Regions from separate parts of the Homo sapiens genome. Here region 1 is linked to region 2. A link is a loop called in an ENCODE intact Hi-C map of the cell type or tissue named here. Cell type or tissue: OCI-LY7. All regions are shown on one strand.

The links. A loop is a pair of places that touch in the nucleus more often than their neighbours do. Peaks named below come from ENCODE experiments on the same cell type or tissue, not always from the same donor. Only the 100,000 strongest peaks of a DNase experiment are listed, where the experiment ranks them.
Region 1: a loop joins it to region 2, with 3 times the contacts of the local background. A loop is called at or near these places in 1 of 110 quality-filtered maps.

The regions. Positions count from the first base shown.
Region 1 is chr2:105,831,277-105,839,276 of GRCh38, forward strand. The region is part of intron 2 of NCK2 (NCK adaptor protein 2); the gene reads left to right. Among named protein-coding and RNA genes, the nearest start is that of NCK2, 90 kb to the left of the region's middle. RefSeq lists an enhancer at 3,892-3,941. In OCI-LY7, no CTCF peak of the experiment used is centred here; DNase peaks (open chromatin) are centred at 3,825 and 5,415; H3K4me3 peaks cover 363 bases; H3K27ac peaks cover 1,967 bases.
Region 2 is chr2:105,722,633-105,730,632 of GRCh38, forward strand. No RefSeq gene overlaps it. Among named protein-coding and RNA genes, the nearest start is that of NCK2, 18 kb to the right of the region's middle. In OCI-LY7, no CTCF peak of the experiment used is centred here; DNase peaks (open chromatin) are centred at 3,059, 3,379, 4,014 and 7,607; H3K4me3 peaks cover 1,744 bases; H3K27ac peaks cover 2,522 bases.

The sequences.
Region 1 (8,000 bases), 110 kb after region 2:
AGTCCTAAGATTTGTAGGAAACCGCAAAAGAACCCTGAATAGCCAAAGCAATATTGAGCAAAAAGAACAAAGCTGGAGGCACATGGTGCTTGACTGGAAAATACGCTACAAAGCTACCAAATAAGCATGATATCTTTTTTTTTTTTTTGTCTTTTTGATAATATCATTCTATGCTGTAAAATCTTTGCCCAGACCAATGTCCTAATGTATTTCCCCTATATTTTCTTCTAGTAGGTTTATAGTTTGGGGGCTTACATTTAAGTCTTTAATCAATTTTGAGTAAATTTTTGTATGTAGTGAAAGATAGGGACCTAGTTTTATTCTTCTGCATATGGATATCCGGTTTTCCTACCACCATTTATTGAAGAGGCTCTCCTTTTCCCTAATCTATGTTCTTGACACCTTTGTTGAAAATTATTTGGCTGTGAATACATGGATTTATTTCTGGGTTCTCTATTCTGTTCCCTTTGTCGATGTGTCTGTTTTTATGCCAATACGATGCTGTTTTGATTACTATAGCTTGTAGTATATTTTGAAGTCATGTGGTGTGATGCCTCAAACTTTGTTCTTTTTGCTCAGTATTTCTTTGGCTATTTGAGGTCTTTTGTGGTTGCATACAAATTTTAGGATTTCTTTTTCTATTTCTGTGAAAAAGTCACTGATATATTGATAGGGATCACATTGAAAATGTAGATTGCTTTGGATGTAATGGTCATTAACATGGGATATCTTTTCATTTGTTTATGTCCTCTTCAATTTCTTTTATCGGTATTTTGTAGTTTTTAATGTAGACATCTTTCACTTTCTTGGTTAAATTTGTTCTTAGGTATTTGGCTTTTTTTCTTTTATTTTTAGCTATTATAAACGAGATTGGTTTCTTTATTTCATTTTCAGCTAGTTTGTTATTGGTATATAGAAGAAACACTACTGATTTTTGTATGTTGATTTTAGTATCCTGCAATTTCACCGGATCTGTTTACCAATTCTACAGTATTTTGCTGGAATTTTCCGTTTTCTTTTCCAGTATGACTGCTTTTTCTTTTTCTTGCATAATTGCTTTGGCTAGGATTATAAACAATACATTGAATAAGAGTCGTGAAGGAATAGGCATTCTTATATTTTTCCAGTTGTTAGAGGAAAAGTTTTCAGCTTTTGCCTATTCAGTATGATGTTAGCTGTGCATCTGTCGTTAAGGCTCGTATTACCTAATTTGTTCAGAGTTGTTATGAAGGAATACTGAATTTTATCAAAATGGTTTTCTACATTTATCGAGATGATCATATGGTTTTTGTTCTTCATTTTGTTGATGTGATGTATCACATTTATTGATTTGCATTTGTTGACCACATCCTTGCATTTCTGGAATGTGTCCCACTTGATCATGGTGTATTGTCTTTTTGATATGCTGTTGGATTTACTTTGCCAGTATTTTTTTTTTTTTTGAGGATTTTTGCATCTATGTTCATCAGGCACATTGGCCTGTAGTTTTTGTTGTTGTTGTGTCCTTGTCTGTTTCAGGTGTCAGGATAATACTGGCCTCTTAGAGTGAGTTAGGAAGAATTCTCTTCTCTTTTTTTTTTTTATTTTGTTTCGTTTCGTTTTTGTTTCGTTTTGTTTTGTTTTTTGGAATAGTTTGAAAAGAATTGGTGTTAGTTTGTCTTTATAAGTTTGGAAAAATTCAGCACTAAGGCCATCCAGTCCTGGTCTTTTCTTTGTTGGGAGACTTTTTTTTTTTTTTTTTAAATGGATTCAGTCTTGTTGCTCATTATTAGTTTGTTCAGGTCTCCCCTCCCCTCCCCTCTTTTTTCTTTTCTTTTTCTTCTTTTCTTTTTTTTGAGACAAAGTCTCACTGTTGTTGCCCAGGCTGGAGTGTAGTGGCGTGATCTCTGCTCACTGCAACTTCCATCTCCCGGATTCAAACGATTTTCCTGCCTCAATCTCCCGAGTAGCTGGGATTCCAGGCATGCAGCACCATGCCTGGCTAATTCTTTTGTACTTTTACTAGAGATGAGCTTTCACCTTGTTGGCCAGGCTGATCTCGAACTCCGGGCCTCAGGTGATCCACCCACTTCCCAAAGTGCTGGGATTACAGGTGTGAGCCACTGCACCCAGCCAGGTTTTCTATTTCTTTCTGCTTCATTGTCAGCAAGTTATGTGTGTCTAAGAATTTACTTGTTTTCCTTGGGTTTTCTAAGTTATTGGTGTATCATTGTTCATATTAGTCTCTAATGATCTTTTATATTTCTGTGGTAACTTGTAAAATGTCTTCTGATATTATTTATTTGATATTCTGATATTATTTATTTGGCTTTTCTGTTTTTCATAGTCTAGATAATTGGCAATTTTCATATTTTTAAATAAACAACTTTTTATTTAATTGATTTTTTGCATTTTTTTGGCCTCTTTTGTTCAGTTCTCTGGTCTTTATTATTTCTTTCTACTAATTTTGGGTTTGGTTTGTTCTCACTTTTCTAGCATCTTGATCTTTCTACTTTTTTGATGTGGGCATTTATTGCTATAAACATCCCTCTTAGCACTGCTTTTGATGTATCCCACAGTTTTTGGTATACTGTGTTTCCATTTTTATGTTGTTTCAGATTTTTTATTTCCTTCTTAATTTCTTCATTGACTCATTGTTCATTCAAGAGCAACTTGTTTAATTTGCATATATTTATACAATTTCCAAAGTTGTTATTGATTTTTAGTTTTATTCTATTGTGTTCTGAGATAATACCTGACTTTGATTTATAAAAATTTCTTATGACTTCGTTTATGACCAAACATACTGTAAATCCTAGAGAATGTCCCATGTGCTGATGAAAGGGTGTATATTCTGTAGCTGTTAGATGAAATTTTCTGTAAATGTCTGTTAGGTGAGTTTGATACATAGTGCAGTTTAAGTCTGATGCTTCTTTGTTGATTTTCTGCCTGGATGATCTGTCCAGTGTTTGTAGTGGGGTGTTGAAGCCCCCAACTGTTGTTCTATTGGGGTCTATCTCTCTCTTTAGCTCTAATAATATTTGCTTATATATGTGGGTGCCCTGTTCTTGGGTACATATATATTTACAATTGTTATGTCTTTTTGAATTCACTCCTTTATCATTACGTAATGACTTTCTTTGCCACTTTATGTTTTTTGACTTAAAGTCTATTTTATCTAAATTATATTTTGTCTGGTATAAGTATAGCTACTCTTGCTTACTTTTGGTTTTCATTTCTGTGGAAGATTTTTTTTTCATCCTTTCCCTTCCAGTCTCTGTGTGTCTTTATAGGTAATGTTTTTTGTAAGCAGCATATAGTTAGGTGGTGTTTTTTAATCCATCTGTCCAGTCTATATCTTTTAATTGGGAAATTTAATTCATTTACATTAAAGGGTTTTTTTTTCAATTTTAATTTTTTTATTTTTTTAGAGACAAGGTCTCGTTCTCTTACTGAAGCTAGAGTGCAGTGGCATGATCATAGCTCCCTGTAGCCTTGAACTGTTGGGTTTAAGTGACTGCCCCCCTGCTTCAGCCTCCCGGGTAGCTGGGCCTACAGGTAGATGTGTGCTACCATGTCTGGCTAAATTTTATTTTTATTTTTGTAGAGATGGGGTCTCATTGTATTGCCCAGGCTGGTCTTGAACTCCTGGGCTCAAGCAATCCTCCCATCCCAGCCTCCAAAAGTACTGGGATTACAAGCATGATCCACTATGCCTAGCCCTACATTCAAGGTTGTTATTGAGAGATGAAGGCAAACTCTTGTAACTATGTTAAGTATTTTCTGGTTGCTTTGTATATCCTTTGTTTCTTTCTTCCTCTCATTGTTTTTCTTTGTGGTTTGCTGGTTTTCTTCAGTGGTAATATTTGATTCCTTTCACTTCCTCATTTATGTTTTCGCACTACCAGTGAGTTTTATACTTTTGTGTGTTTCCATGATGGCAGATATCATTCTTTTGCTTCCAAATGTAGGGTTTCCTTAAGCATTCCTCATAGGGCCAGTCTACTGGTGATGAATTCCTCCAATTTTTGCTTGTCTGGGAAAGACTTTTATTTCTTCTTCCTTTTTGAAGGATAGCTTTGCTGGGTATAGTATTCTTGGCTGGTTTTATATATATATACATATATATACACATATATATATATATATACGTGTATATATATATATATTTTTTTTTTGGTCAGCATTTTGAATATATCATAGTGAACTCTCCTGGCCTGTAAGGTTTCTGCTGAGAAATCTGCTGTTATTTTGATGAGGATTCTGTTTTATTTTACTTGATGTTTTTCTCCTGCTGTTTTCAGACTTCTCACTTTGTCTTACTTTTGACAGTTGAACTGCAATGTGCCTTGGAGAGGACTTTCTTAGGTTGAATATATTTAAGGATCTTAGAGTTTCCTGGATCTGGATTCTTTCTCCCACAAAGGGAAGTTTCCTGCTATTACTTTATTAAAGAGGGTTTCTATGCTTTTCTCCATCTCTCCTCCATTTAGAAATCCCAAAATATGAATATATGTTTGCTTAATAGGATCCCACATGTCAGGTAGGCTTTCTTCATTCTTTTTTATTCTTTTTTTCTGAATTCTGGTTTGACTAGGATATTTCAAAAGACCTGTCTCTATGTTCAGAAATTCTTTCTTCTGCTTGATCTAGTCTCTTTTTGAGGCTCTCAATTTTTTTATTTAATTCATTTAATTATTCAGTTCCAAGACTTTTTGTGATAAATATCTCTGTTGAATTTCTCCATGAATTCTCATGAATTGTTTTTCTGATTTCGTTGAATTTTCCATGTTCCCATGTATCTCACTGAGTTTCCTTAAGATCATTATTTTAGATTCTTTTTTAGGCATTTTATGGATTTCCTTTTCTTTGTTCTGTTATTAGAGAATTACTGTGTTTCTTTGGAGGTTTTATTGTTTCCTTGCTTTTTCGTGTTTCTTGTATCTGTACGTTGATATCTGCACTGTTAGCGAAATAGTTTCTTTTTTTCAGTTTCATGGAGTATCTTTCATAGGGAACAGAGTTTTTTGTAGATGTATGCTATAGTATCATTTGGGTAGGATGCTTTGGGTTTGATTCTGGGTGAGCGTAAAAGTGTAGTCTTCGTATGATTTCTTGGACTGTAATCACTGTCAGTGGTGTCTGCAAGTGCCTCAGTGGCTTAAGCTGAAGTTGGTTTTGGAGGCGTGGTGTGGCTTTACTGAAAACAAGGACAGTGGGTGGGCTGGTTTTCAGGCCTCCAGGCTGCGTATGTGGCAGCTTACTGCTGGAGGGAGCAAAGTTGTTGGTGGAGGTAGTAGCAGGCCCCATGCAGTCAGCTTTCAGGCTCTGGGGAGACTGTGCATTGGCTCCCTTTGTTCTAGGGGAAGCCTTCCTTCTGTGCTGGACCACCTGTTCTACAGGGTGTAGGATGCTGCTTGGGTTCAGGTGTTGGGATTAGAGCTGCACTGCTGGGTCCAGCTGGTATCAAAACACTGCAGCTCTTTGGGTGGATACGGTGAGATGTTGACAGGACCCCAGGGATGTGGAGATGCTGGGGCCCCTAGGAGGATGCACTCTAGTGTGAATCCAGTCTCCAAATGGTGCCTTGCTGCAGCAGCCTGGGACTCAGGGAGTAGGGGCTACCCAGCATGAATGGTCTTTCTAGAGTAAAACAACTGCATGGATGCCAGGTACCTCCCTTTATGGGGCTCAAGGCCTATGATGGCTCTGGCTAAGATTGTAGGCATCTGTGGTGTGAATGTGGTCTGCTGTGGACCTTTAGCTTACTTTTTCCTATAACAGGGAGTCCCCCTTGGCTCTGAGTCAGTCCTGGCTGGCTGCTTTTCTTTCCTCTGTGCTGCCATCCTGAGCTTCTGTCCCTCGGAGGGTCTTGTTGCTTCTTTGCTGAATTCCAGTGTTCTCCCTTGGACATTTTACTTGCTGTGTGGTTATCTATTGTTTTAGTTCTTTGTGGATGAGGTGATTGCTGGGTGTGTCTCTAGTAGGCCATCTTAATGACGTCAAGCTCCTTGATTTTTAACGTTAGTTTTACCACATATGTAAGTCTAAACTACATTGTTTAATTTTGCTTGTTTTAGGGCTTTATGAAAATGGATCTATGTAGTATGCAGTCCTTTGACTTCCCCAACGCCTCCCCAATTGCATATTGTTTCTCCAAGTCATCTGTGTGATTGTGTGGGGAGTGGTGATTTCTTGGTTTTCACTTTCTTGGTATGATAGTGAATCATGTGACTATACCACCTATGTATCTTCCCTCCATCAGGGTTATTTTCTCTTCTTTAACTGTCATAAGCAGTACTGCCCTGAGCACTGTGCATGTCCCTGAGGCACAGTGCAAGAGTTTCTGTACTGCATATAAGTAGAAGTGGAGCTGCTGCCTTGTACGTATGTCAGTATTCTGCATTACAAGATAAGCCCACATTGGTTCCAAAGTAGTGATTCTGTTTTACTTTGTCCAGCACATGATGTGTATTCCCATTGATTTTCAACCTTCCTAACACATTATCAACCTTTTTCATTTTTACCCATCTACTATAAAATGGGATCGTATTGTGGTCTCAGATTATGAATGAACTTGAGTTATTTTTATGTTTATTCACCATTTGTGCTACCTGTCCTTGCAATGACTGTGTATTTTGCCTGCTGCCTAATTGAGTTATTGGTCTTTTTGTTGTTGAATTGTAGGAGTTCTTATATATTCAACACCAGTCCTGTACGATTATATGTGCTGTTTCCAACAGTTTCTTTACAAGTATATTTAATCCTATTTTGATCTATGAAAATCAATAATTCCTACATGAGAATTCACTGTTAAGCCAGACTTTCTGTTTAACTAGAACAGTCCTTTTTTTTTTTGTACCAGCAATAGATAACCACTATTTATAAACCTTAGCATTTTCAAGTCACAAGAAAATCTTGTGTTCTCACAGCTGTGCCGAAAGGGCTATATGCATTTTGTTTTGTTTCAATGTTCAGCAGCATATTTTAAAATTAAATTTTGGAGTTGATAAAGATAAATGCAAATTTTTAAATGCTGGAATTTTATTAAAATGTTTTTTTTTTTTTGGCCAGGTAACTAGTCTTAGACAATTGCCTTCTCAGTCATTTAATGAGCTTTCCTAAACTTTATCTTTCATTATCTGTGGCTGCACTAATCATTTGCTAAAAAGAATTGGAAGATTCACTCTTTATTACTGATCTGTATTTCATGAATATTTATGTATACTCCCTGTACTTTCACCCTTTTACCAAAGTAGCTGAATAATATAAAATTTAAATTTTTTAATGGAATTATTTTATGGCTCCCATATGAATAAAAGACCCCTTATTATGTAGAATAACAATGAATATATCAAGAAGTGGGATTGTTTTAAATGAAGCACCTTAAATTTGAATCCACATGCAAGGTAGGGCCTCAGTGTAGGATGGAATAGTTTGTAGGCATCTTGTATCTGTGTGTCTACTGTGGTGATGGAGACCATCAACACCTACTGATGGAGGCCGACCGTAGGCCTTTCATCCACTCTCTCTTTCACATGTTTGCTGAGTATATATATGCATGCTAGGCACCCATCTAAGTCTTGGCTTACAAAGGGACAAAGTCCTTGTCTTCAAGGAGTTAAGTGCAGTCAGAGAAAATAAACGATAAATAAATTAAAATGTGTGTGAAGTAATGGTAAGGGCCATGGAAAAAGAGAAAACAGAAGAAAGGAATGGAGAGTGGTGCGGCAGCTATTTTATATGAGGTGGGGCAGGTTTGGCTTGGCAGAGAATTGGATGGAATCAGAGAAGGAATATGAGAGAGGCAGGGAGAGCAAGGGAGGGGACATTTGAATGGCGGCTTGAACAAAGTAACAGAACAAAGAGTCCTGCAGAGAGCTGGGGAAGAGCATTCCAATGCGAAGACCCCAAGGTGAGAATCAGAGTTTGGAAAAACTGCCCAGGGTCAAGGTCTTTTAGGCTTTGGTGCAGCTTTGGATTTGGTTCTGTTTGGGTGGGAAGCTGCACTGGGGTTTGCA
Region 2 (8,000 bases):
CAGAGCTGTTAAAAAATAAAGCATAATTTCATGTTACACAATACACATTCTCTGAAAAAATGTGACAATGTTATTTTTGAATTCGTTTTGTATAATTTTATGGAGTTGGGGAAGTTGTTGGTATCGCTTCACATAAGAGTCTGCAGGAAGAGCAGATAAAAATCCAAAACTCAGGGGAGCCTTAATTAGTCTTTAACTGAACTTAATTCTCTTTGGAGGGTACAGTCCCCCAGGTGACAGACACTTAACCACCATGACTTTAATGTGCCCTTAGCAACACACACACACGCGCGCGCGTGCACACGCGCACACACACACTTTTCCTGAGGTTGATCGGCATGTGCAGGTCAGGGGAAGGCACACAGGGCCCTCAGGGTGGTGACATCCATCAAAGCTGGCACTGCGGGGGTGTCCATCTTCCTGTGGATCCAGGTCACTGTGGAGCTTCACATCTTGCAGGGTCAGGCCATCCTTTACCAGTATCCATGCAGTCATCCTCCACTAGGTGAGCTAACGGACTGCTCCTGCACTCCTTTGGGCTATAGGGAGGATCTAGAAGCAATGAGAAGCTCCAGCTGATTGGCCACAGATGAAAGGGTTTTGCTGCTTTCTGGAGCTCCACCTAAGAAAAGTTGCTCAGGACCCCTTAAATCTCAGGACCCCTCAAATCTCAGGACCCCTCGAATCCTTACACCTCTGTGGGATTCTCTTCTTCCCACTGGGGCATGCTTAGGAGAAGCATGGCAGAGTTTCTCACTATCTTCTTGTTCCCTTCTATTTGCTGGAACAGGAAGCCACCAAAGAAACTTCCAAATCTAGTGGGTTTGTCCAGAATTGCCTCAGATTTCAGTACTGTGCTCGGTATCCTGCTGTGCCACCCTTCCAGGGACCATGATGTGGAGTGCCCTGCATGCAGAATGAGGCTACAGGGAAATGTGGAAAGGGATGGGGAAGCTTGGTTAGAGCTTCCCAAGACTCACCCTATCATGAGTCAGTTGTGTGCACCTGCTCGTCTGTGCCTCCTCTTACACTACACAACAGATTAATTTGACCTCAGCAGCTTACAGAGCAAAGGTCCATGAAGAATAAACTATTTATCCATTGATCTCTGGCATAAAGATTTCCATGAAAGGCCAGACGCAGTGGCTTATGCCTCTAATCCCAGCACTTTGGGAGGCTGAGGCCAGCAGATCACTTGAGGTCAGGAGTTCAAGACCAGCCTGGCCAACATGATGAAACCCTGTCTCTACTAAAAATACAAAAATTAGCAGGGCATGGTGGCAGGTGCCTGTAATCCCATCTGCACAGGAGGCTGAGGCACAAGAATCACTTGAACCCAGGAGACAGAGGTTGCAGTGAGCTGAGATCCTGCCACTGCACTCCAGCCTGGGTGAGAGTGCAGAATCAGTCTCAAAAAAATAAAAATAAAAAACAAAAACAAACCAAAACAAAAAATAAATAATAAAGATCTGCATGAAAGACAAACTTCAGAAATACTGAGCACAGGACATTCAGTATAAAAGAGTTTGATAAATATAAATATATCCTAGATTGCACCCTAAATACTATTTCAGTTACAAAAAAATACCAAAAAAAGTTAATTCTCTGTTTTGGCAATGCTGAAAATTTGAAGTTGGTTATGTCACATTTACTTTAAAAAAATACAGTTGTATTAAATAAAAATATTTGTTGTTATAAATATTTTTAAATTTGAAAATAGGAAGTGGAGATGCTTAGGAATCACACGAGACATAAATAGAGCAGCCCAGATTCAGCAGCTCATCCAAACTCTCTGTCTGCCTTCTGCTTGCTGTCACTCCCTTTCACATGGTTCTGCCCTTTCATCCTCTCTTGAGTTTTCCTCCTAACCTTTTTCCTTAAGCTTTGTCAGCCAGATTTCATTCAAAGTAGAATGATAAACTCCTGGAGCTTATGACAAGGGAATAGGAGAGCCCAGTAACTCCTATGCACTGACAGAGTTGAGAAGTCCAAAGTCATTCATTTATTTGCATGTTTATAGCAGCACAATTTGCAGTTTGCAAAAATATGGAACCGCCCAAATGCCCATCAATCAACGAGTGAATAAAGAAAATATGGTGTGTGTGTGTGTGTATATATATATATATATATATATATATATATATATATATACACACACACCATGGGATACTACTCAGACATAAACAAGAATGAAATATTGGCATTTGCAGCAATCTGGATGGGGGTGGAGACCATTATTCTAAGTGAAGTAACTCAGGAATGGAAAACCAAACATCGTATGAGCTAACCTATGAGGACACAAAGGCATAAGAATGATACAATCGACTTTGAAGACATAGGGGAAAGGGTGGGAAGGGGGTGAGGGATAAAAGACTACAAATTGGGTACAGTGTACACTGCTCGGGTGATGGATGCACAAAAATCTCAGAAATCACCACTAAAGAGCTTATCCATGTAACCAGACACCACTTGCTCCCCAAAAACCCATTGAAATTAAAAAAAAATGTGTGTTTGAAGAGCTACTTGAAGAAGAATCCTAGCAATCTTGTTGCTTCATATGGAGGATTTGATAGAGGATACGCTGCCAATTGTTTGTGTTATAAGCAGCTAATTACCATATTTCAGAATTTCCCTCATTCTTGGTCAAGAATGATTTCTAAAGACTTTAAAAGAGTGTTTAAGATGGACAAGAAGGACCCATTAACTTGCCCCAATTTTTAGTCTTAAGTTTAAAGTAATAAAAGTTTACATATTGGGGCTGAAATTAGTTGCACGTCTTTAGTTAATGCATAGAGCCTTAAAATAGTTCTTGACATAAGTCTTTCCACTCCCTGTAATCTGTTCTGAGGGGAGGCAGGGCAGCTCGAATCTTAGGGGATCAAATTGCTACTGCCACTACAGTCACCAGCATTCCCACAGAATTCCAAAAGCTCTGGCAGTTAGGTTTCATTAAGTCTAGTAATGACTGCAACACTGATGTAACTTTGAGAAAGAGAGGTCTTCACTTGGAGTAAGCCTAGGACCACACATCTGCACTGTGTGGTAATGCTAATCAAGGAGAAGCGAAGCCTTTTCTTGTTCTTTGTTGCTAGTCTTAACGGGGTGACATTTCATCTTGCATCTTGTCCCCAAATGGAGATTATCATCGCCTCTTGTCTACTCTGCATTTCAGGATATGAGTTAATTTATCATACCAGTCTTTCCATGTAAATATGCATTTTTCAAACATATATCCAGTCCTTTATTTAACCCCATCATGCAGATGCTATTTTTATTAGCAATGGCAACTGACAGGTGATAGAGCTTTGCCCAGGTGGTGTTTCTTGCAGCTGCTGCTGAAGCAGGAACCTGGGCCATACAGAGATCTTGTCACTGTCAGCTGCTGCTTTCAGTAGCAGCTGAAGCAAGCACAGGACTGAAATCTGGGTGCACACCAATTAGCAAGCTCTAGAAACTACCGAGGCAGCTAGTTAGGGCTGCGAAGGCTTAGCTGCAGGATACCTGCTGCATGTCAACCCTCATTTGTGGAAAGAATTCTTTTAACCTTAAAAAGTCATTGTATGTGCAGTGAGGCATGGTAACGATCTAACAGGTAGGGACAAGGTATGATTAGAGAGGCAGAGAGGTGCTCTAGGCATCTCATAGCATGCCTTGCAATTTCCACAGAGCAGAGTTTGGCTCTCGATTTCCAGTTCCTGTGGGACACACAGTAAGACTTGCAGGTGCCTGTTAGCTGGGCGTGGTGGCACATGCCTGTAGTCCCAGCTACTCGGGAGGCTGAGGCAGAAGTATTGCTTGAACCTGGGAGACGGAGGTTGCAGTGAGCCGAGATCATGCCACTTCACTCCAGCCTGGGGGACAGAGCGAGATTCTGTCTCAAAAAAAAAAAAAAAAAAAAAAAAAAAGACTTGCAGGTGCCTGATGACAAGAGAGCTGGACCCTTCATCACTGCCACCACCACCTTCCTGATCGACTTGGATGGTTACAAAATGCTGGCAGAATCAGCATAAGGGAGCTGTACTTCCTTCTCATTTCAGGAACAGATGAATGCCAGCCATCTAGGCCTACTGTGTGGTTCAGGGCTTACTTAGGTTACTGAGAGGTAGGAAGTGGACTGACTGGGCTAACAGGGACTGAGGGAGAGGCATGAGGTTTCTTCATAACATCTCATGGTAGCTGATCTCTGAGATGACCTCCAAACATCCACACCACCTGGGCTGAATGCCCTTGTGTAATCCACTCCCTGTGAGTGTGGGTTGGGCCTCAATACTTGCTTCTAACACATTGTATTAGTCTGATTTCATGCTGCTATAAAGAAATACCCGAGACTGGGTAATTTGTAGAGGGAAGAGATTTAATTGACTCACAGTTCCACATGGTTGGGGAGGCATCAGGAAACTTACAGTCTTGGCCAAGGGCAAACAGGAAGCATGCACCTTCTTCACAAGGTGGCAGGAGAGAGAAAAACGAAGGAGGAACTTCCAAACACTTATAAAACTAACAGATCTCGTGAGAATTCACTCACTATCATGAGAACAGCATGGGGAAACCACCCCCATGATCCGATCACCTCCCTCCCTTGACACATGAAGATTAGAGGTCCCTCCCTGGATAAGTGGGGATTACAATTCGAGATGAGATTTGGGAGGGGGCACAGAGCCAAACCATATCACACATAGAATATGAAAAAAGTGATAGGATGTCATTTTCACGATTAGGGTACAAAACATCTTTGACATCTGTCTCGGATACCCTGGCTTGGTCTTTTCCTTGGTCATTCTGAGCTGCCATGACCATGCCATGTTTTGAGCTGGTCCATGGAGAGGGCCGCAGGGAAAGGAGCTGAGGGAGGCCTCCAGACAACAGCCAGTGAGGAACTGAGGCCCCCAGCACAACAGGCTGTATGGAAGCAAATTTTGCTAACAATCAGCTGTGTGAGCTTGAAAGCAAGTCCTCTTCCTTCAGTGGAGCCTTCGGATGAGACCACAACCATGGCCAACAGCAGGATAGTAATCTCATGGAGATCTTGACTCAGAGGCTCTCAGCTAGGCTGTACCAGGAATTCTGACCCATGCAAACTGTGAGATACTACATGTGTATCACTTTAAACACTAATATTTAAAGTAATTTGTTGTATAGCAAGGGATAGCTAATACACACCCTGGGGGCAGAAAGCCGTGATCAGGAATACAGGGTATTTCAATTGTGTGATACAAGGTTTCTCTAGAATCTTTTCATCTCACAGATATTTTCATTTTGCAGCAGAAAAGACTAAAATATTGTCCCAGTCAATAATTCTAAAGGTTTACTCCATTAAAAGCTTTCTGTGAGGGTTAACAAAATACCAAAATTAGCTGCTTTCCTTTTTTTTTTTTTTTTTTTTTTTTTGTTCAAGATGGAGTCTCACTCTGTTGCCCAGGCAGGAGTGTAGTGGCACCATCTCAGCTCACTGCAAACTCCACCTCCCAGGTTCAAGCAATTCTCATACTTCAGCCTCCTGAGTAGCTGGGATTACAGGTGCCTGCCACCACACCCGGCTAATTTTTGTATTTTTAGTAGAGACGGGGGTCTCACCATGTTGGTCAGACTGGTCTCGAACTCCTGACCTCAAGTGATCTGCCTGCCTCGGCCTCCCAAAGTGCTGGGATTACAGGTGTGAGCCACCGCACCCGGGCTGCTTTCCATTTTTGTTGTTATGTGTAAATTTCTCCATTCATCTTTCAGCAAAAGTATAGATGAGCAGTGAACTAGACTCACAGCAACTAGCTTGAGGGAAGGGAAGTGAGGAATCACAAACTGGGCGATCCAAGAAGCTGGTACCTCTGATTCAGTGATGGTGGATGGCACCTGGATGGCATCAGAGAAGGTAAAGCTGAACTACAAGACAGGAACAGGTGTGTGTGTGTGTGTGCGCGTGCACACGTGCATTTTTGGGATATTTGTCTAATTTAGGTAATATTTCAGTCTTTTGGAAAATGTAGAAATTTGTTTCAAGTTCAAATTAGAGGAGTCAAGTCTTCAAAAAATGAAAGAACCTTAAAAATCAATTGGTCCAGGGATTTTCAAAATATATTTTACCCACAGAAGCTTTTTACAGAAACAAAACTGTAAGTAGAATTCCAATAAGCAAAACATAAAATCTTGTATTTTATTAGCATAAATGTATTTTATACCTTCAAATTCATAACATTTACTCATAAAGCAATTAATTGAGAACAGTAATATGAATACATCATTTAGAGATTGGGACTTAACAGACGTCAGATACAGTCTTATGGCCCCTTCAGTGTGGTTGTACAGTATAGAAATGATTGTGATTCATCAAGACAAGTAGTTCCAAATAGTAAAAGTTTTAAAAATAGCATATCTTGCAATCTAGGATATCTGTCAATTAAACGAATTCAGAAACTTGATACAGAAATAGGCAAATTATATCTAACAATATCAAATAAACATCATTATTTCTTAATACTTGTTAAATCTGAAGTAAAATACTTGTTTTAATCATTGCTGGGCAAAAGATAATTTTCAAATATACCTTTTGACAAAAAATATTTTACAAACATTAATTTTTCAAAAATCAGATAGAGTTATATACAGTTCTTTGTCAGATAATAATCTGAATAGTCTAATTTGCTTTGTTTTGCATGTTGTGTCCCAACTTTAGCTTTCATATTCACTGCTGACACTTTAGCTGTAATTTTAGACCTGGTGACATAGGGGCCTTACATTGCCAAATTTAGTTCTTTAAAAATATCACTAAGATATGCAAAGGAATGCAATCATGCTATATTTGAGAGTTTTAGCTAAAGATGCTTCTACTACACAATAGTAATTTTCTGTCTCATTTGAAGTAGTCACACTGATGCCTTGCTGCTGTATCACCAGTGAACTTCAATATGAAAAGTAAATGCTGGAATTCACCCCATTTATCACTGTAAATAACTGAAAAGTTTCCAATGTGAAGACAATCCTTTAATAGAGTTGTCAATTTGTATGACATTATCAAACACTTAAAACACAAAGTGGCCTTCTTTGTAACAGGCAGTGCTTATTATGCAAATACACTGCCTGCACACATACTGGCAATACTTTTATGTGAATTGTTTTTCTATCACTGCTGTCACCCATTATAGAGACATTGTTACATTTTTCTAAAGTTGTTTCTGGTGTTATTGGAGTTCTAACCAGTTAAAATGTTCTCTTAATAGGTCTGTGGTGAGTGTTTTATAAAGTGATAAATATCCCTTTCTTGCCTGCAAGAATATATACAAATACAATCAGAATGGGGAAATTACCAACATCCACACACTCATCTACTTGAAATTTAAAGATTTTACTAATCTCAGTCTTTCAGCAAATTATTTAAGAACCTTGGATCTTCACTCTTAGACTCTATTTTAGACTATGTTGGTGGACAATGGTGATTACTGTGTTGTGTAAACCTCCTCTCAGTCCACTTTTTATAGGTGACTCCAATGACACAGGATTCAGGGATATTTTCTGAACATTAAGTAGTGTGAAGGGTCTGAGACTTTACCCAACTTGTAAGCTAAACATTTAGCTTGCCATAGTTTTGTGAATGCTACACAGAAGACACGAGATTCCTGGGTCAGAGACAAAGAGCTTTAGTACTCACAGCACAGCAAGTAGCATGAGCTTCATGTCCACTGTGGTTTCCTCTGCCTCCTAAGTCCCATGGGAATAACATGCAGACACCCAGAGAGATACTGGGCACACAGTGTGTTTACATCACTCCTGAGGAACCCAGAGCTCAGGGAACTTCAATATCTTATAATCAGCTATAGGCAAACAAACCTGCTCACCATTGCACTGGACAGAAAAATTATCTTTATTACACTGAAAAGCAAACAAACTTATTGCTACATTGGGAGACACAGTCTCTATTCTCCAAGGCTCTTTGCTATACAACATCTTTGAAAAGACAATCTGAGACCAAGGTTGCCTGTATAGAGACCAAGATGTGCAGAAATGTGAGA